Linked DNA regions of Homo sapiens: region 2 is linked to region 1. Evidence: chromatin loops called from intact Hi-C (ENCODE). Cell type or tissue: heart right ventricle. All regions are shown on one strand. Each heading gives the region's core, and the rest is flanking DNA. Links, peaks and the distances in the headings are about the cores only.

Region 1 (10,764 bases), core at 1,753-9,752:
TCTGCATAGGGTAGCTCAAAACATGGCAGCTGAACCCCATCAGAGAGAGCAAGCAAGAGGGCACCCAAAATAGAAGCAATGGTCTTTTTGTAACCTAATCTTAGATGTGATATCCCATTGCTTTTGCCATATTCTTTTTTTTTGAGACAGAATCTCGCTCTGTCACCCCAGGCTGGAGTGCAGTGGTGCAATCTCAGCTCAGTGCAGCCTCTGCCTCCTGGGCTCAAGCAATTCTCCTGCCTCAGCCTCCCGAGTAGCTGTGATTACAGGCATGTGCCACCATGCCTGGCTAATTTTTGTATATTTTAGTAGAGATGGAGTTTACCATGTTGGCCAGGCTGGTCTTGAACTCCTGACCTCGAGTGATTGGCCTGCCTCAGCCTACCAAGGTGCTGGGATTACGGGTGTGAGCCACCGCACCCGGCCGCTTTTGCCATATTCTATTTGTTGGGTTTGTTGTTGTTGTTGTTGTTGGTTTGAGACAGTGTCTCCCTCTGTTGCCTGGGTTGGAGTGAAGGGACACAATAATAGCTCACTGCAGCCTCAACCTCCCAGGCTTGGGTGATCCTCCCACCTCAGCTGCCTGAGTAGCTGGAACTACAGGCACCACATTGTGCCACCACAATGGGCTAATTTTTAAATTTTTGGTAGAGATGGGGTTTCACCATGTTGCCTAGGTTGGTCTCAAATTCCTGGGCTCAAGTGATCCTCCCACCTTGGCCTTCCAGAGTGCTGGGATTCCATGCATGAGCCACTGCGTCTGGCCCATTTTCTATTTGTTAGAAGTGAGTTACTAAATCCATCCTATCCTCAAGGGGAGGGGATTACACAAAGGTGTGTATCCTGGGAGTCAAGGCTAACTGGGGTAACTATCGGGGAATCTGTCCCGATAGTCACGTAGGTTCTTTTCTGTTTTTCCTAAGCGTCGGCCAGCTTGAGAAATAAAGGGACGAGTACAAAAGAGAGAAATTTTAAAGCTGGGCGTCTGGGGGAGACATCACGTGTCGGTGGGTTCCGTGATGCCCCACAAGCCGCAAAAACCAGCAAGTTTTTATTAGGGATTTTCAAAAGGGGAGGGAATGTGCAAATAGGTGTGGGTCACAGACATCAAGTACTTTACAAGGTAATGGAATATCACAAGGCAAGTGGAGGCAGGGCAAGATCACAGGACCACAGGACTGGGGCAAAATTAAAATTGCTAATGAAGTTTCGGGCACCATGGTCATTGATAACATCTTATCAGGAGACAGGGTTTTGAGAGCAACTGGTCTGACCAAAAATTTATTAGGCGGGAATTTCCTCTTCCTAATAAGCCTGGGAGTGCTATGGGAGACTGGGGTCTATTTCACCCCTATAGCCTCGACCATAAGAGACAGGCACACCTAGGGGGGCCGTTTATAGGCCTATACCCCCAGGCGCGTATTCTCTTTCCCAGGGATCTTCCTTGCTGAGAAAAAGAATTCAGTGATATTTCTCCCATTTGCTTTTGAAAGAAGAGAAATATGGCTCTGTTCCACCCGGCTCATCGGTGGTCAGAGTTTAAGGTTATCTCTCGTATTCCCTGAACAATTGCTGTTATCCTGTTCTTTTTTCAAGGTGCCCAGATTTCATATCATTTAAACAGACATGCTCTACAATTTGTGCAGTTAATGCAATTATCACAAGGTTCTGAGGCAACATACATCCTCCTCAGCTGACAGGATTAAGAGATTAAAGTAAAGACAGGCATAGGAAATCACAAGGGTATTGACTGGGGAAGTGATAAGTGTCCATGAAATCTTTACAATTTATGTTTAGAGATTGCAGTAAAGACAGGCATAAGAAATTATAAAAGTATTAATTTGGGGAACTAATAAATGTCCGTGAAATCTTCACAATCCAGGTTCTTCTGCCATGGCTTCAGCCAGTCCCTCCGTTCGGGGTCCCTGACTTCCCGCAACAGGTAACATACCAACATGTGTAGGTGGTGAGGTTGCCATTTTAATGAAAATGAAACAGAGCGACTCATCTTGGTGCCCTGGTGCAGGGTGATGCCTCTGTACATAGAGGTGGTGGCGGGAGCCCTGAGACTTTCCTCGGAAAGGAGCTTTGGCTCTGCCCCGAGTACTGCCCTGGAGTACAGTGGTGTGATCTCAGCTCACTGCAGCCTCCACCTCCGGGGCTCAAGCAATTCTCCCACCTCATCCTCCCAAGTAGCTGGTATTACAGGCACGTGCCACCACGTCCAGCTAATTTTTATTATTTTTATTTTTTTTTTAATTTGTAGTAAAGACGGGGTTTCACCAGGTTGGCCAGGCTGGTCTTGAACTCCTGCCTCTGCCTCTCAAAGTGCTGGGATTACAGGCATAAGCCGCCATGCCCAGCCCCATTATTAACTTATTATTAATTTGCCCAGACTTGAGGTTCCTTCCTCCACAGATTTTTTTCTTCACAGAAGCCCTATCCTTCGGACGCTTTGTTGCTGTTTCTTTTCCATAGATAGAGAAACTTCAGCATAGGCAGCTTAAGAAACTGCCCAAACACAGCTAGTAAGTGACTTAGCTGAGTTTCAAATGCATGTCCCTCTGACTCTAAAGTGTTTTCTTTTCCTACCATATGCCCTGCTGTTTGTATTTATACGAAAATGCCACTCTAGGTAAGTGAACCAATGTGTTCAATGGAGATGTTTTACACTGTCATTCTGTCCTTGGCAGAAATTGGCCAGCAAGTTTACAGGTTTGTCAAGAGTCTCTGGGAAAGTGGATAGGACCAGGGCATCAGGTCATCTTGCTGCTGGCGTGGCAGAAGGACCCAGGCCCAGGTTGTCTAGAAGCTGTGCCAACTTAAGTTAAAAAGAGGGGGCCAGGGTACTGCTCTGTGTTATGCCGTTTGGGATTAGAAATTTCCTTATTAAGAGCTCATTCCTGCCAATTTGATTCTAGGACTTGTTCTGTGATAAAGGCTCCAGGGGCCCATTAACGAGCTGAAATCAATATTGAGCTTTTACAACTTGGACGAGAGATGTCTGCTGAAAGTGGAATCAAAGCTTGACAGTAGATCATTAAATGTTACAGATATTCCTAAACTGTTCCTAACCATTTCATCAGCTGAGTGATCGTGACAACAGCAATAGTCCCTGATACGACGGTTGCACTTCCAGCCTGTCTCTCTTCTCAGACATTCTATTTGATTGCGAATTCCAAATTGCCATTTACTGGGCAGAAGCTGGCACAGCGACCCCAGGAGGTACCCAGCAGGTAGATGGTTCTACAGTCTGGGGAAGTGGAGGGCGGTTGTTGCGGGGGGCGGGGCGCTGTCCTTTTTGCATACTGGATAGGCTGTGCTCTGAACCTGTTCCATGAGCTGAGAACCTCCTTTGCAAGGAGGCCAGAACATCACCCAAAAAAGGACACAAATAATTCTGGAGGGAAAAGAGCATCTTGCTAGGAGCCTCCTCCTCTGAAGGTGATTAGTAAGAACCGTTGCAATGCAGAGGTTACTTAATCCCAGGTAGAGAAAATGGGGGAATTCCCATGACTAGAACTGGGAAATCTATAGCTCACTCAGGCAGCAGCAAGAACACAGGCCTCCCCAACACCTCTGCTTGAAGCTACAGAGTGAGCAAGTCTGGGTGCCCTATTGGTACACATGGCTAGGATGAGGCACCTTGCCTAAGCGTGCCGTACTGCAACAACGGCAAAAAAGAACAATTTCCCCTGAAAACAATTTCTGCATTCTGTTTTTTTTTTTGTTGTTGTTGTTTTGTTTTTTTAGATGGAATCTTGCTCTGTCGCCCAGGCTGGAATGCAGAGGCGTGATCTTGGCTCACTACAACCTTTGCCTGCCTCAGCCTCCCGAGTAGCTGAGACTATAGGCACTTGCCACCACGCCCGACTAATTTTTGTATTTTTAGTAGAGATGGGGTTTCACCGTGTTGGCCAGGCTGGTCTCAAACTCCTGACCTCAAGCGATCCGCCCTGATTGGCCTCCCAAAGTGCTGGGATTACAGGTGTGAGCCACTGCGACCAGCCAGCATCTGCTGCTCCATTTCTGCATTCTTTATTGGTTTCTGTTTAGAATGCAGGCTTCAAACTCGCTAAGCTTTTTTTTTTTTTTTTAATTTCAAGCTTTTTCTTTGGTCAGAATCAAGAATTCTGTAGTCAGCCCTCTGGTCTCTACAGGGATAGCTGGTTTAATTTTGTGGTATTTGGTAAATGAGCCCTGGGGTATGAGGCCTTCCCCGGAATCCCAGAGCTGAGTGTTCTAGGGCTGGGGACCATAACCGACCCCATCCTGGCTCCACTTTGGCCTCCTTATGCTGTTTCCGGTCAGCCCAGGGCCCACATGGTAAGGAGCAGATGTTACCCTGCTCCCATCTGCTTGGTCTGATTCTCTTTCTAATCACTCACTTCTCCTTTGAGATAGAGTGAGGGCTGAGGTGAGGGTGAGAGGGAAGATTTGGGTTTGGGTTTGGGGGAAGGTGAGGGTTGGGGTTAGGTTGAAGGTTAGAGTTGGGCTTATGGTTCATGTTTTCCTCTCCCCAACCCTAAAGAGTGAAGCTTGCTGTCTCCTCTCTGTCTTTCCATCACTCAGTTCCTCTTTCTCTGCTTGTTTGCCATTCCATTTCTCCTCGTTCTGTCTCTTCCTCTTAACACCCACGTGTGCACACATCCCCTGCCCCAGTGTGTATTGTCCTGGGCTGTCCTTGGCCCCTTCCAGACATGCCCCCAGCTGTTGGCCTTCTCTGTAGGAGGCAATGGCTTCATGTCCCTAGACGTGGCTGGGAGTCTTCAGGACAAAGCTGGGCAGTCCTTAGCCAGGAGGGTGTCCTGCTCAGCTCCTTCACTGATGTGAGCCTGGAGGAAGGGCAGCCTGAGGGCCGGCTGCTGAGTCTCCTCAAGGCCCCTGGACTACTCCCACCAACACACTGGGTATTCTCCAAGCTCACTGTGGCTCAGTGTCAGGGCTGGGTACTGGGTACCATCTGAGGCTCCCTGAGCCACACCAGCATCTCTCTGCAGGGCACCATCATCTTACCCAACCTGGCCTCTGTGCTCTATGACCCTGAGTGCTGGGAGACCCCTCGACAGTTCAACCCTGGCCACTTCTCGGACAAGGATGGAAACTTTGTGGCCAATGAGGCCTTCCTGCCATTCTCTGCAGGTACTAGGCACAGAGCTGGATCCTGGGTGGTGGGTGGGGCTGTGGTGGGACAGACACAGGGACAGCTGCCACCTCTGACTTTTCTCTCTGTTTCCAGGGCATCGTGTCTACCCAGCAGACCAGCTGGCTCAAATGGAGCTCTTCCTGATGTTTGCCACCCTCCTCAGGACCTTTCGGTTCCAACTGCCAGAAGGGAGCCCGGGGCTCAAGCTGGAGTACATCTTTGGCGGCACTTGGCAACCCCAGCCCCAGGAGATCTGCGCAGTGCCCCGCCTGAGCAGCCCCAGCCCTGGTCCTAGGGAGGATGGCCTGTAGCCACTGGGGGTCTGGAGGCCTGTCCCCCATGAAGTCCTTCCTCAGTCTCTTTTGGTTCCTGCAAAGTTAGAAAAGAGGAGGACCAGGGGTTCATGCAGCTCAGCTGCTCATGGTTGCCCCTAACACAAGCTCTGTGGGGTGACACTGGAGAATAGACTTAGCAAGGATTCTACAGAGGTAGCTCAGTTTGGGTAGTTCAATTCTTAAATTAGGTTAGTTATGCTTTGGCAGGCGAAGATTTTATAAGATTGGTTAAGTTTGGCATTAAATCAGTCCACAAAGTTAATATTGGGGAATCAAGCCTCACAAGGCAGCAGCTAACTAGGTTCAGAGGAAAAGGCAAACTTTCGAGCAAAACTATGAATATAATAATGCATGCAAATGCGAATACTCTAGATGCCGGGGACTGGTAAACCAAAAAAAAAAAAAAAAAAAAAAAAAGTGAAGCGGGGGCAGCTTATTTTCTGCCTTCTCCTGCCCTCTCCTGACCAGAAGGAAGAACTGCAGTTCTCTGCAGACCTGGGGCAGAGAAAGATCTCACCATCTCAATACAGCAAAGCCAGCAGACCATATAACTGTTTCCAGCAAATTCTTCACCAAAGACCCACTTTAGTTTCCACACAAGGGTCCCTAAATTTTGAATCCTTGCATCTCCAGACAAGCCTTGTTTATTAAAAAAGAATGACTTGTGGCTGGGCATGGTGGCTCACACCTGTAATCCCAGCACTTTGGGAGACCGAGGCAGGTGGATCACTTGAGGTCAGAAGTTCAAGACCAACCTGGCAAACATGGTGAAACCCCATCTCTACTAAAAATACAAAAATTACCCGGGCATGGTGGCAGGCACCTGTAATCCCAGCTACTCGGGAGGCTGAGGCAGGAGAATCGCTTGAACCCAGAAGGCAGAGGTTGCAGTGAGCCAAGATCGCACCACTGCTCTCCAGCCTGGGATCCAAGAGTGAAACTGTCTCAAAAACAAACAAACAAACAAACAAACAAACAAAAGCAAAAACAAAGAATGACTTGTGAGTTCCTGGAGGCAGAGGTTGCAGTGGGCGGAGATTATACCACTACAGTCCAACCTGGGTGACAGAGCGAGACTCTGTCTCAGAAAAAAAAAGACTGACTTGCATCAAGGAAATGCAAACTAAAATCAAATGAAATACCATTACATACCGATTAGAACTGCTAAAAAGAAAACCCTGACAATCCCAAGTACTGGAAAAGATGCGAAGCAAATGGAATTCTCATACCCTGCAGGTGGAAATGTAAAAAGGTACGACTACATTGGAAAACAGTTTGGCAATTTCTTGTAAAATTAAACATTACACCACACAACCCAGCAGTCCCAATCTTAGGTATTACCCAAAAGAAATGAAAATATATGTTCACACAAATGCATATCTATGAATTATATGATTCCATTTCTGTGATATTCTTAAAAAGGCAAACCTATAGGGACAGAAAATATTCCATAGATAAGTGGCTGCCAGGATTCGGGAGCAGGGTTATAGGTTGACTGTAAAAAGACATGAGGAAACTTTCTGGGGTAATAGAAATGTTCTGTATCTTGATTGTGGTGATGGTTACACAACTGTATGTGTTTGTCAAAACTCATACAACTGTACACTTAAATGAGTGTTATTGTATATAAGCCATGCCTCAATAAATCTGAGCTTTAAAAAGGAAATGCCTCGGGCCGGACACGTTGGCTCACGCCAGTAATCCTAGCATTTTGAGAGGCCAAGGCGGGCAGATCACCGGAGGTCAGGAGTTCAAGACCAGTCTGGCAAACATGGTGAAGCCCTGTCTACTAAAAATACAAAAAAGTTAACTGGGTATGGTGGCACGTGCCTGTAATCCCAGTTATTCTGAAGGCTGAGGCAGGAGGATCGCTTGAACCTGGGAGGCGGAGGTTGTAGTAAGCAGAGATTGCACCACTGCACTACAGCCTGGGAGACAGAATGAGACTCCATCTCAAAAAAAAAAAGGAAATGCCTTACCTCTCTCTTTTGTGTTATTTAAAGGACGTACATATGAATGAACCAATGTTTCTAATTAGTAGGAGATCAATCATTACTGCTACACCAGGCTGAAAGGAGTCTAACCAGAAATAAAACATGACGTATTGGCCAGGCTTAATGGCTTGCGCCTGTAATCCCAGCACTTTGGAAGGCTGAGGTGGGTGGATCACTTGAGGCCAGGAGTTCAAGATCAGCCTGGGCAACATGGTTAAACCCCCATCTCTACTAAAAATACAAAAATTAGCCGGGCGTGGTGGTGCACACCATAGTCTCAGCTACTTGGGTGACTGAGGCAGGAGAATCGCTTGAACCCAGGAGGCGAAGATTGCAGTGAGCAGAGATCGCGCCACTGCACTTCAGCCTGGCTGACAGAGTAAGACCCTGTCTCATAACAAAACCTAACAAAAAACAAAAACCATGATGTGTGAATTAGCCTCTGGCCTTTCTTCAGGCTTTGTGAAATCCTGGAGCTTTCTCATAGATATCTTATTTTCTGTGCGGTGCCATATCCAGGGCCTCGGGAGTCCAGACTGGGAAGCACTAGGCAAGTGGGGTCCCAGAGAGCAGGAGACAGCCTGGGGTTCTCGGCCCTGGGAGGTCCCACCCTGAGCTGGCAGCTCTCTGTGATCCAGGCAGGATCTGGGGCAGAGAAAACAAAGCCAGGCTCTAATTCACCTGCTTCCTACCTCACTTTCCTAACCCTTTCTCTGTTAGAGCCCCTGTCTGGAGCTTGCAGCCCCTTCTAACACTCATCCTCTCCACCATCCAGCCTCCTGTCTTTGATCCTGTCCAGCCCTCTGCGTGTTATTCCATTGAAAGGCCAACTCCTCCAGGAAGCTTTCCCTCACCTGGACTTTGGCCTTGGTTGAAATCCCAGTTTTGCTCTCAATAACCCAGTCCTTGTGTGCTTCGGTCTCCTCATATGACAAATGGAGGCTTCCTTTAGGATTGTCGGGAGTGACAATGCCCAGCACAGGGCCTGGCGGGTGATGAATGCTCTGTTTATGTTGGCAGGGCTCTCCTTCCCCTAGACAGCATCCAAAAGTACTCGCACCTTTGTTTTTAGCTCTAAAATGATGACGCTGCAGGGAGCCCTTCCCCTGTGGATAGGCTTCCCTTTCAGCTTCCATATCCTCATGACGATATGACAATAGCTGCCATGTGTTGATTGCCAACCGTGTGCTAGGAAGTGCACTGGGCACCTAACATAGACGAAGCCATTTAAATACCAAAGTGACAAGGTAGATACAATTATCTGAATTAATTAATTAATTTTTGAGATGGAGTCTCACTCTGTCACCCAGGCTGGAGTTCAGTGATCTTGGCTCACTGCAACCCCCACCTCCCGGGTTCAAGCAGTTCTCCTGCCTCAGCTTCCCGGATAGCTGGGATTATAGGCACGCGCCACCACGCCTGGTTAATTTTTGTATTTTTAGTAGAGACAGGGTTTCACCATGTTGACCAGGCTGGTTTCAAACTCCTGACCTCAGGTGATCTGCCCATCTTCGCCTCCCAAAGTGCTGGGATCACAGGTGTGAGCCACCGGGCCAGCCTGAATTTACAGGAATAAAAGTCAGAAGCTAGCCGGTGAATTAGTTAGAAAGTATCAGAATATCAATAAGCCTCAGTTCCCTCATCTGCAAAGTGGAGATAACAATGCTAACTCATTTGATTGATATTAACATTAAATATAATAATGCGGCCAGGCGCAGTGGCTCACGCCTGTAATCCCAGCACTTTGGGAGGCTGAGGCGGGTGGATTGCCTGAGGTTAGGAGTCCGAGACCAGCCTGGCTAACATGGTGAAGCCCTGTCTCTACTAAAAATACAAAAATTAGCTGGGTGTGGTGGCGCACGCCTGTAGTTCCAGCTACTTGAGAGGCTGAGGCAGGAGAATCGCTTGAACCCGGGAGGCGGAGGTTGCAGTGAGCTGAGATCATGCCACCACACTCTAGCCTGGGTGACAGAACAAGACTCCGTCTCAAAAAAAAAAAATATATATATATATACACACACACACACGTATATATACATATATATACACGTATATATATGTATATGTGTATATATAGTGTATATATGTATATGTGTATATATGTATATGTGTATATATGTATATATACGTGTATATGTGTATATATGTATATATATGTGTATATGTATATATACACGTATATATGTATATATATACGTGTATATATATGTATAATAATGCAGCCGGGTGTGGTGACTCATGCCTATAATCCCAGTACTTTGGGAGGCCAAGGCGGGCAGATCACTTGAGGTCAGGAGTTCGAGACCAGCCTGGCCAAATATGGTGAAACCTTGTCTCTACTAAAAATACAAAAATTAGCCGGACTTAGTGGCGGGCACCTGTAATCCCAGCTACTCGGGAGGCTGAGGCACAAGAATTGCTTGAATCGAGGAGGCGGAGGTTGCAGTGAGCAGAGATGGCACCACTGCACTCTAGCCTGGGCAATATAGCGAGACTATCTCAAAAAAAATAAATAAATAAAAATAAATTTAAAAATATAATAATGCATGAAGAATACCTAGCACAGTCCCTGGTACATGCTAAGTGCCTAATAAATTGCAACTACTAATAATAATCAATAAATATTCCTTCGCCTGGTTCATGGTCAGCACACCTTACCCAGTCCTTCCCTTTGTCAGCTGACTGAGCCCTGGCTGTCCCCTGAGGATGCTCCTGCAGCCTCTGAATGGAGGGTGCTTGTTTCCTGTGCCAGTTCAGGTTCTGATCAGAAAGGGCACGCTCACTCACTCAAATGGAGCAATGAGGAGAGTTTCAGAACAGAGAACACAGAAGCCAATGCATGTGGCTCAAGAAGGGAGGGACTGGGAAGAATAAGTGCTCTAAACTCATTTTTCCCTTATGCTCCGATCTCTTGTTTGTGGCTGTAATTGGCTGAGCCCAGCTAGGAGCCAGAGAGCAAGAGAGCCCATTGATGTAGTCCATAAAGGTCAGCCTCCTGGCCGGGCGCGGTGGCTCACACCTGTAATCCCAGCACTTTGGGAGGCCGAGGCGAGTGGATCACCTGAGGTCAGGAGTTGAAGACCAGCCTGACCAATATGGTGAAACCCTGCCTCTACTAAAAATACAAAAATTAGGCCAGGCACAGTGGCTCACGCCTATAATCCCAACACTTTGGGAGGCTGAGGCAGGCGGATCACAAAGTAAAGAGATCGAGACCATCCTGGCTAACATGGTGAAACCCCATCTCTACTAAAAATACAAAAATTAGCTAGGTGTGGTGGCGTGTGCC
Region 2 (10,764 bases), core at 1,790-9,789, 110 kb before region 1:
AGCTAATTGTTTGTATTTTTAGTAGAGATGGGGTTTCACCATGTTAGCCAGGCTGGTCTTGAACTCCTGACCTCAGGTGATCCCTCCGCCTCAGCCTCTCAAAGTGCTGGGATTACAGGTGTGAGCCACTGCGCCTGGGCATGTGTGTTCTTGAATAATAAGCCAAGGAGTTTGGATTTTAATTGCTTTAAATTAATATTTAAGCAAAAGCAAGACAAAGCTTGTCAGATGCTTTTATGAGCTTTATTTTATTGTGGTGGTGGTTTGTTTTCTTAGTGCTCTCAGGCAAAGGTAAGGGTGCCTTGTTTTTCATTAGCATGTCTAATCTGGGAAAGAAGGAAGAATGGAAAAATAAGCAGAAGTGGGCCGGGCGTGGTGGCTCACGCCTGTAATCTCAGCACTTTGGGAGGCCGAGGCGGGCAGATCACAAGGTCAGGAGATTGAGACCATCCTGGCTAACATGGTGAAACCCTGCCTCTACTAAAAATACAAAAAATTAGCTGGGCATGGTGGCATGCACCTGTAGTCCCAGCTACTCGGGAGACTGAGGCAGGAGAATCGCTTGAACCCGGGAGCCAGAGTTTGCAGTGAGCCGAGATCGCACCACTGCACTCCAGCCTGGGGAACAGCAAGACTCTGTCTCAAAAAAAAAAAAAAAAAAAAAAAAGCAGAAGTAAACTAAAGTTCATGTACCATTATTACTGGCACATGAACTTTAGTTATTTTTTCCCCTTCTCTCAAAAGTGTGTCATTGGTGGGATTTTCTTCCTACCAAATTAGAATATCCTGTGTCTAGGAAAGGTAACAAAGCAAGTATTCATAAAATCCAGGGCTCTTACTTAGTATTTCCTTAGTTCTGTGGTAGGCTGACCCTTTAATCTTGGTTGGAGTTTTCATAATTAATGCTTTGAAATATTTTGGTGAGCTCAAGTTGTATCTTAGGGATCAAAGATGTGGGTCTAATCTCTTACCAGAAATGATTCGAAGATGTATTGTTAGGAAAGAAATATGGGCTCATTATAGAAAATGTACAAAGTGTGTAAAGTTGTAGAAAAAAAGTAACCACCCTTAATTCCTCTACCCAGAGACAGCCATTGTTTTCATAAAATAGTTTTGTCTAGTACATTGTACTTTTAGAGTTTGCTCCTGAAAGCTTTTCTTTACAGACTAAGGACGTGTGAATTTGTCTATGCCCTTGTGTTTTCCAAGTCAAGAGTATTACCTGTGAGTCGGCTTGCTGTTAGGAAGGAGAGCAGGAGGAAGGAGATTAGCATTTTGCAGCTCTGCATTATTTTTCTCTTGATTGATACTCGGTGACTCAGCAGATTTTCTGGACAGGGTTAAGATAAGTAAGAATACCTGCCTTTTTTTTTTTTTTTTTTTCTTCTCTCCCTGTAGGCATCCATAAAGCTTTATGAGGCACAGTAGTCTCTTAGGCGCTGCTGGGTGTGACACCGTATCTGGTCTGGTGCCAGGTGTTGGTCTCCAATAGCAGCCCAGAGATCTCCGGCTGAGGTAACAACAGTGTGCGATTGGTGTGGAGCCCAGGTGGCTCTCATGCTTGGTAACTGCATTGACAGCTCGCTGGGGCTCTTGAGGTTGGGCTGCTGCCGGGATCATCAGCTCTCTTATGCCGTTTGCTGCAAGACTGCCGCGGCTTTCCTAGGAAGTGCTGCTTAAGGGAAATAAATATAGCCTGTTGGCATGAGTTAAAGGAACTTTCTGTCAAAGGGGAAGAAAAGTGTTGGAATTAGCTTCCTGTTTTTTTTTTTTTTAAGTACCTAAATCTTTATTTGGTTAAGATAACTTGGAAGTTACAAATGGTTAATGAAAACTTTTTCAATGAAATATTGTTTCCACAGTTAGGTGGGTTTCCGTTAATGCTTTCTTTTTTTTAGTTATTATTATACTTTAAGTTCTAGGGTACATGTACACAACGTGCAGGTTTGTTACATATGTATACGTGTGCCATGGTGGTGGGCTGCACCCATTAACTCGTCATTTACATTAGGTATATCTCCTAATGCTATCCCTCCCCCCTCCCTGTTCATGCTTTTTTTAATGTCTTACCGTTTTTCCCTCTCTTTTAGTCAAAAATAAAAAGGTCAACGCAAAGAAACAGGGACTCCAGAAGGCTTTGCAATGGTTAAACCTGTCATTATTAAACTCACAGACTAATGTGAAGTTAATTTGGTGCACTGAAGTCCACTAATGAGCAGAATTAAATTTATCCTTTTCCTCCCTGCCCCCCTTTTAAGGAGTTAGCCTATTTAGATAATTAGATGTTATATATGTTTTAACTATTTAAGATTATTTTATGAATTAGCTGTTCAAAGAATCAATTGTTACTAGATATCAGATGAGAACTTCCACTTACCAAAGCCTGCTCATGGAGGTAGAAAGCAAGACTGACATGTGTACTTTAAAAGATGGATGGAACCTCAAAGGCCGTCTTGCCCAGTCCCCATTTAGCCTCACCTCTCTGTAGGTGAGGCCCAGGAGAGACACTTACTAGGCAGACTATGCTGGGGCTGGGTGAGCTTCCCAAGGATGTTCTTTCTGGAATTCGGTGGCTCAGAATACAGCACTTGGCTCCTCTTTGAAGCATGATGGCTCTGTTGCCTGTCTCTGGCCCAGTGTGCTGGGCTGCTGAAAAGAGCATGGAACCACCCAGGAGACGCCACGACACTGACAGCTGTACCTGACCTGAGGGTTCAGGATATGTTTTCAAAAGCAAATCTCGCTAAAAAGGATTTGTATGTTATTATGAAATCTATATTTATGTGGTGGAAATAGACACACTCAGGCTTTTAGAGATAAACTACACAGAATGGGTTACAATAAATGCTTATAATTGTTTGGCTTTTTTAAGAATCCTGTTAACTTGACAACCTTCTGTTTACTTTTCTTTGGTATTATGCAGGTATGATATTGAGCAGTCACTTAGTTTTCTTAAATGTTGTGTCTCACAGTAGAAAAATAGCCAAACCACTCAGCCCCTGACCTTTGTGTTTGCTTCTCACGGTGATCAGCAGTTCTGGTCTGCTCTGCAGTATGGTGGTCACATGATGGAACCCAGAAAGCCTTGTACTAAGCATTTAACACACATTGTGTTAGGCACTGGAGGAAGTTTCATTTACAAATTATATTTTGGCCTTTTTTTTTTTTTTTTTTTTTGAGACGGAGTCTCTGTCACCCAGGCTGGAGTGCAGTGGCATGGTCTTGGCTCACTGCAACCTCTGCCTTCTAGGTTCAAGCAATTCTCCTGCCCTCAGTCTCCCAAGTACCTGGGATTACAGGTGTGCACCACCATGCCTGGCTAATTTTTGCATTTTTAGTAGAGACAGGATTTCACCATGTTGGCCAGGCTGGTCTCGAGTCCTGACCTCAAGTGATCCACCTGCCTGGGCCTCCCAAAGTGCTGGGATTATAGGTGTGAGCCACTGTACCTGGCCTTTTTTTTTTTTTTTAGCTAAAGCCTGAAAATCTTGTTGAAGGGATTTTGTCAAATGCAAAAGACCAATATTCACAACTCTCTAAATCAGTGGTTTTCAGGCCAGGCTGAATGTTAAAATCACTTGAAGAATGTTCAACAAATACCAGTGTTGGGGTCCTATTCCAGACCAATTAAATCAGTCTCTGGGATAGAACCCAGACATTGGTATTGTTTTAAAACTCCTCTGGTGATTCTAGTAGGTAGGCAGTGCTGGGAATCTCTAGATCTCATGGAATAAAGTCTGTTCTCTCCCCTCACTCAATGGCTCCAAGTGTTTCCTGTAAATCCCGTTTTACCCCTGTGATTCATTTTCAGTTTAATCCTTTGAAACCTTACCATGCTATTAACAAAGTTAATCTTAGACCCAACATAACAGGAACTTTGAATAAGTTCCTTGGAATTTAGCTTATGAAACAACTGAAAGCCCTCAAATTCCTGGTGATTATGGAGTAATGCTAGATTATCAACTGCAGACAAATACCTGTTTTACTGTGGTGGTGGAGATATGTTTGTGAATTGTATTGCTAGCTGATCATCGGCTTGAGAGTAACATAGCACAGCTACAGATAAGTGAGCTGATGCTCAAGTTAATTCTTTTCTCAGTGTAGTATAGCTGTTGAGTGATAGGACTGAGTTTAGCAGCTTCCCTGACTTGGAATAATAGCTCTTTCTTTTGTATTCTGCTTCTTCCCCATATAGGTTGGGTTCTAGAATTTTGCTGATCCTCTTGACTGAAATGGCTACTATTTGGAAGTTCTTAAGGGAAGAGCTTAAGATGGTCAGGGTTGTGATAACAACCCACTGGGGAGTAAGGATGTGGTGGGAATTGCAGAGGAAACGTGCTTGGTAGGTTTCTTTAACTTGTTGGAGATTAGGAAGGGCGGGAAGGCCTGAAGTCAGCCGGTCTTGGGAGGACATCAGTTTTTGATCTTTTTAAATTTAAAAGTGAATTTTAATTCACTTTTAAATTTAATTTCTAATATTCTGAGTCCCTTAAGAAGTATATCTAGTGGCACAACAGTTCCCCTTAAAAGTTTGTCTTTCTAGATGTTTGTCATAAAGGCTGCGTGGGCCTGGGACATCTGTAGAAATGGTTTTCTTGGCCAGAAGGATGTATTTGAAGAGGCGCCCATTGTCTTGTTTGTCTTAAGGTCTTGTGAATGAGGAGAGGAGAGGAAGACAGTGTTGTGAGATCTGAGGCCTGTTGATTCCGATTGTGCCCCAGATACCGCTTTATTTGAGGGGTGTGCCAGACAGGAGCAGGCAGCCTTTAACCCCCTTGGAAACCGAGGTACCTCTCTGTTGCCAGTTGACACCTGCAGTCTCTGCCTTCAGGAACAACTTGGTTGAATCCTCAGCCCGAGGCTTATTAGGCAGGCTACCCTGCTGTTGTCCGGCCTCCAGGAAGGGATTGGATTGTTCAGACGGGGAACGATTTCTGGCCCCTGGTATCTGTCCCAGAGGCCTCCGTGCAGGGGAAAAGCCCTTGGTTGCCCTGTCAGCAGGCATTTGCTCTGGCAGCCTGTTAAAATGAGATGGGACAGCTGGAGAAGTGGTGGCCATGGGGTGTGATAGGTGCGCTGATTATCTGAGGCCTGAGGATGGCGTTAGCGCCCGCAGAAGCGTCTTTTGCAAGAGCAGATCTGTCTGCTTATGAATCGAATGTTACCTGTTTTTCATACCAGAGGTGTCTATGAATGTGTGTTTCCCTGATCTTTGTTTGAACCTTGACAGAATCTGAATTGCTTTTTGTTATTGTTGTTTTTGTTTTTCTCTTTTTTTTTTTTTTGAGACGGAGTCTGGCTCTGTTGCCCAGGCTGGCGTGCAGTGGTGCGATCTTGGCTCACTGCACCCTCTGCCTCCTTGGTTCAAGCAATTCTCCTGCCTCAGCCTCCTGAGTAGCTGGGATGACAGGCATGCATCACCATACCCGGCTTATTTTTGTATTTTTAGTAGAGACCGGGATTTCACCATGTTGGCCAGGCTGGTCTCGAACTCCCAACCTTAGGTGATCCTCCCACCTTGGCCTCCCAAAATGCTGGGATTACAAGCATAAGCCACCCCACCCGGCAGAATCTGAACTTCATTGTCCCTCTTTAGCTTCCCTGTGACCTTACTCCTGCCCCATTGCCATTACCTTGGTAGGAAAAATGCTGAGTATCCTAGTCACATAGTCATGGGGAAGATATAAATGGCAGTCATACTTCCTCGTTTGATATTTTTCTCAGCTCCTGGATCTGCCAGTATTTTTCCCTTTAAGACAAAGCAGCTGCTGTGGGTGCCTTTCTGTGTGGCTGGGTCGTCTGGCCACTGACAGCCTTTCAGTGTGCTGTGCTCCTTAAGAGAAATGGGTCCCCTCATCTTGTTTCAGGGGAAACTTTAAAAAGTTACTTGTAAAAGGGATTGAAAGCATCATAACAAAAAACAAATGGCCTCATAAAATACATTCCTCTAGGTCAGCCTATATCAGTACTAACTGTGTTAGCTCTTCAGCTATCTAGGGTTACCTTAGTACGATTGACATTTTGGGCCACATAATTCTTTGTTGTGGGGGCTATCCTGTGCATTGTAGGATGTTCAGCAGCATCCCTGGACTTTACCTGCTAGAGCTAGTAGCACCCCTCAAACATTTCCAGATATTGCCACATGTCCTCTGGGCAAGCAAAACACCCTCACTTGTGAACTCCTGGGCTGCACCGTGCGACACAGTACTATTGTGGCTATTAAGCATTTGACCTGTGGCCAGTCTGAACTGAGATGTGCTGTAAGCATAAAATACCTGATTTCAGAGACTTAGTACGAAAAAAGAAATACCTCGTTTGTAAAATACCTAATAATTTTTCACATTGATTATATGTTAAAAAAGATAATACTTTGCATTGGGTTAAATGAAATATATTATTTAAATTAATTTACCTTTTACTTTTTATTTTTAGAGTCAGAGTCTCACTCTGTCACCCAGACTGTAGTGCGGTGGCATGACCATGGCTCACTGCAGCGTCAAACACCTGGGCTCCTGTGATCCTCCTGCCTCAGCCTCCTGAGTAGCTAGGACTACAATCTCGTGCCACCATGCCTGGCTAACTTTTAAATTTTTTATAGTGATGGGGTTTTGGAGGGTTACACAGACTAGTCTCAAACTCCTGGCCTGAGGCCATCCTCCCACCTCAGCCTCCCAAAGTGTTGTGATGACAGGCATAAGCCACTGTACACTGCCTACTTTTTACTTTTTAAATGTGGCTACTAGAAAAATTTAAATTACATTATGTGGCTTACATTTGCAGCTTGCATTATATTTCTATTGGACAGTGCTGAACTAGAGTGTTGATCTACTGTAGGTTAGCCATTGATTTTGTATTAGGCATTTAGATCCCTGTAAGCTGTTGGGTTTAATGATTTTTTCCTTTGGAAGATTTTCCTTTATGCAGTAAAATTATGGAGACACAGAGTATGTAGTATTACATATTACCAGTTTGCTCTCCTGAATCCCTGCTGGTAGCATATTAAAAATCAGTTTAATGTTCAGACCGTGTATGTTTGTCTATATTTCTCTCCTTTCCATATTGCATTTTCTTTTCCATATTAGATTTTATCTCTTTTAAGGCTTATGTGGTTGTATCTTAAATTTAATTTGTATTTCTCGATTGGTGACATTGGGTCTGTGTGTTCTCTCCTGTATCTAGAACAGTGCCTGGCACATAGTAGGCCCTCAGTAAGGACTAGTTGAATGAATGGATGAAAAAATACTGTATTTTACTTTTTCAGTACAAGTCCACTACTCGAAATATATTATTATGTTAGCTACTTGGTTACTTCTTATTTTTATTTATTTATTTATTTATTTAGAGACAGGGTCTCACTCTGTCACCCAGGCTGGAGTGCAGTGGCATGATCTTGGCTCACTTCAGCCCGATGGTCCTGGCTCAAGCGATCCTCCCACCTCAGCTTCCTGAGTAGCTGGGGCTAACGGTGTCCCTTTTTTGTATTTTTTTGTACAGGCGGGGTTTCATCATGTTGCCCAGGCTGGTCTCAAGCTCCTAGGCTCAAGCGATCTGCCCGCTTGAGCCTCCCAGAGTGCTGGGATTGTAGGTGTGAGCCGCCGCGCCCAGCCACTTGGTCACTTCTTTAGCTTTATCTTCCCTTCTCTTAATGCTAATTTCCTTACGCAAAAAAGTTTCCTTTTCATGTTTGAACCTCTCTTCCCTTTGATACATTTCTGCTTGTTGGGTGTAAATGGAGGCTGTCCCCCATCATAGCTGGACTAAGTATGCTATATAATTTATGTCATCATTTTTAATGTAATTTTTGGGAGGTTAATTCCAGATGGATTAATGTATGATATGAAACCTGGATATCAATTAATTCATCTCCAATCTGGTTAGTTGGTAGGAAGGTAGGTAGTAGGTAGGATGTGAGTGACTGTCTCTGTCACCCAGGCTGGGGTGCAGAGGTGCAATCATGGCTCACTGTACCCTCGACTTACCAGGATCAAGCGATCCTCCTGCCTTAGCCTCTCAGGTAGCTGGACCACAGGTGTGCACCACCATGCCCGGCTAGTTTTAAAAAATGCTGTATATAGATGGGTTCTCACTTTGTTGCCCAGGCTGGTCTTGAACTCCTGGGCTCAAGCGATCCTCCCACTTTGGCCTCCCAGTGCTGAGATTACAGGTGTGAGCCAGTGCACCTGGCCCAATCTGGTATTTATTTGTCCCAACAATATTCACTGACTCATGATTCCCTACCTTGTTATATTATTTATGCTTTTGTATAGTAAGCCCTTATAGCTTGAATATATTAAGTCTTTTCTCTTGGTTCATTGCCATTTTTAATCCATTCAACCTTAGAATGTTGATAACTCACTTTATGGAATGTTAACTGTGGTAGAAAATATTTATTTTTACCTTCAAATAGACATACTTTTTTTTTTTTCCTGGCATGCTTGGCCATGTGAGCTTTTTTAGGAAGCCTAGAGAGGAAGAGAAGTTAGACATCCAAGCATATAGTTAGTTTCAAGTGGGAGACATCTGTGCAGTTACTGGCAGGTTAGTATAAAGATGCTGTTATTTTATGTTTCTTTTTTTTTTTCTTTTTTTTTTTTGAGACAGAGTCTCCCTCTGTCACACAGGCTGCGGTTCAGTGGCGCGATCTCAGCTCACTGCAACCTGCACCTCCCAGGTTCAAGCAATTCTTCTGCCTCACCCTCCCGAGTAGCTGGGACTATAGGCATGTGCCACCATGCCCGCCTAATTTTTGTATTTTTAGTAGAGATGAGGTTGCACCATATTGGCCAGGCTGGTCTCGAACTCTTGACCTCAGGTGATCCACCCGCCTCAGCCTTCTAAAATGCTGGGATTACAGGCGTGAGCCACTACGCCTGGCCCTGAGTCATTGTTTATCTTAATCTGGTATTCACCCTGGGGAAGAGAGAAGAGCCATTTATGAGGTACACCTGGGATCATTTTGTACAGTTATGGTTTATTTGCTTGGTTTTGTTTTTTGTTTTTTTGTTTTTTTTGACAGGCCCATAGCATAGTGATCAAGACCCTTAGCTCAAGGCTGGATTGAAATCCCTGCTGTGACCTAACATCGGTGTGCCTCAGTTTCCTTAGCTGTAAAACAGGGATACTAGTACCTACCTCAAAGGGTTGTTATGAGGATTAAATTAGTTAGTATCTGTAAACCATTTAAAACAGTGTCTGGCACATAGTACATGCTATGTTGGTTTGTTATAAATTTGTATAAATTTTCTTAATTACCTTTAAGTGAAAAGCTTGCCTTTATAAATGCATACTAGTCGTGAGATTTGGCTGTACACAAGGAAGATTGCTATAGCTTCCTTTATTTCTTGCTAATGTCAAGACAACCTGAGGTCCACAAAATAGAAGTGAAAGTACTAAAGTTAATAGCAATTCTCTTTTGCAATAATACTGGAGCACATATCCTGTAATAAAGTTAATTGGGGCAAACTGGGTAGAAGTCTAATTGCTAGGAGCTACATTTTTTTAATCCTGTAACCCCAGGGATAGAATTTATCCTAAATAATCTAGAAGGAGAAAAATAAAACTATAATTGTATATTATACTATTAATAATAAGCAAAAGCTGGGTGTGGAGACTCATACCTGTAATCCCAGCACTTTCCGAAGCCAAGAATGGAGGATTGATTGCTTGAGCCCAGGAGCTCAAGACCAGCCTTGGCAACATAGTAAGAACCCGTCTCTACAAAAAATAAAAAAATTAGCCAGACATGGTGGTAGTGCATGCCTGTAGTCCCAGCTACTCTGGAGGCTGAGGTGGGAGATTGCTTGAGCCAGGGAGGTCAAAGCTGCAGTGAGCTATGATTGTGCCACTGCATTCCAGCCTGGGTGACAGAGCAAAATCCTGTCTCAGACAAAAATAATAATAAGCAAAACAGCTAGAGAATCTAAACAGAAGTGGAATGGGTAAGATCGCCTCAGTGGTATATCATGTAGCATTAATTGATGATATGTAGAATGTAAGGGAAAGAAGGTATTTTGAAGGTGTTTTCATTGACGTTTGAATACTGGGTGCCAAACTCTCTACTATGCCAGAGGCCAGGGATATAAACAAGAGGAAGACAGCTTGCCCTCTAGGAGCTCTTACCAGAAGCATTGGGCTGTGGTGGTATAGGTACAGGGAAGACATAGGAGGAAGGAAGTAAGTTCCCCGACCTTGAAAGAGTCAGGGAAAACTAAAGGAAAGAAGAAATCGTTGAGACAGACCCTAAGATTTATTGGCTAAGTAAATTGGGATAATATAGCTAACATGTATTGAATGTTTATTATATACCCAATATTTTGCTAAGCACTTTTAATTATCCCATTAATTCCTCTCATCCCTATGTGGTAGATGCATGTATCATTGTAAAAATGAGTAAACTGAAACTTAAATCTGTATCTATCTTCTAAAATTCATGTTTGAAATCACTGTATTTACTATGGCTTCCAGCTGTGGGAAAATTCTGCCTGTGGAGATCTTCATACTTTAAGGCCATAAGAAAAAATAGTTTTGTTGGAGTAAGAGAATTATTTTCTCTTGTTTTTATTTTTTATTTATTTATTTTTCATGTTAACATTTGAAAGTTCTTGCCAACAGCTGAATATCTGTTGCTTATTGTTTTGAGAGACCTGTCTCTGAAGGAGGTAGGTGCAAATATGGAGTAGGACAGTGGTTCCTTCAAAGGAGAAGATCCTGTATCATATCCTGTATTTCCATCAGATATTTCATTTTCCTGACTTGGGCAATGTG

What was found. A loop is a pair of places that touch in the nucleus more often than their neighbours do. Peaks named below come from ENCODE experiments on the same cell type or tissue, not always from the same donor. Only the 100,000 strongest peaks of a DNase experiment are listed, where the experiment ranks them.
Region 2: a loop joins it to region 1, with 2.0 times the contacts of the local background. A loop is called at or near these places in 85 of 110 quality-filtered maps.

Annotation. Positions count from the first base shown.
Region 1 is chr3:183,890,593-183,901,356 of GRCh38, reverse strand. It overlaps the pseudogene CYP2AB1P. Among named protein-coding and RNA genes, the nearest start is that of MIR4448, 9.2 kb to the right of the region's middle. In heart right ventricle, for the core only: CTCF peaks have their summits at 5,751 and 5,950 (motif pointing left); no DNase peak of the experiment used is centred there; H3K27me3 peaks cover 1,521 bases.
Region 2 is chr3:183,996,920-184,007,683 of GRCh38, reverse strand. The region is part of intron 2 of ABCC5 (ATP binding cassette subfamily C member 5); the gene reads left to right. ABCC5-AS1 (ABCC5 antisense RNA 1) reads right to left here and starts at 1,346. Exons shown (of 3, transcript NR_046570.1): 1 at 1,223-1,346. RefSeq lists a silencer at 618-667. In heart right ventricle, for the core only: a CTCF peak has its summit at 5,112; a DNase peak (open chromatin) is centred at 4,939; H3K27ac peaks cover 3,400 bases.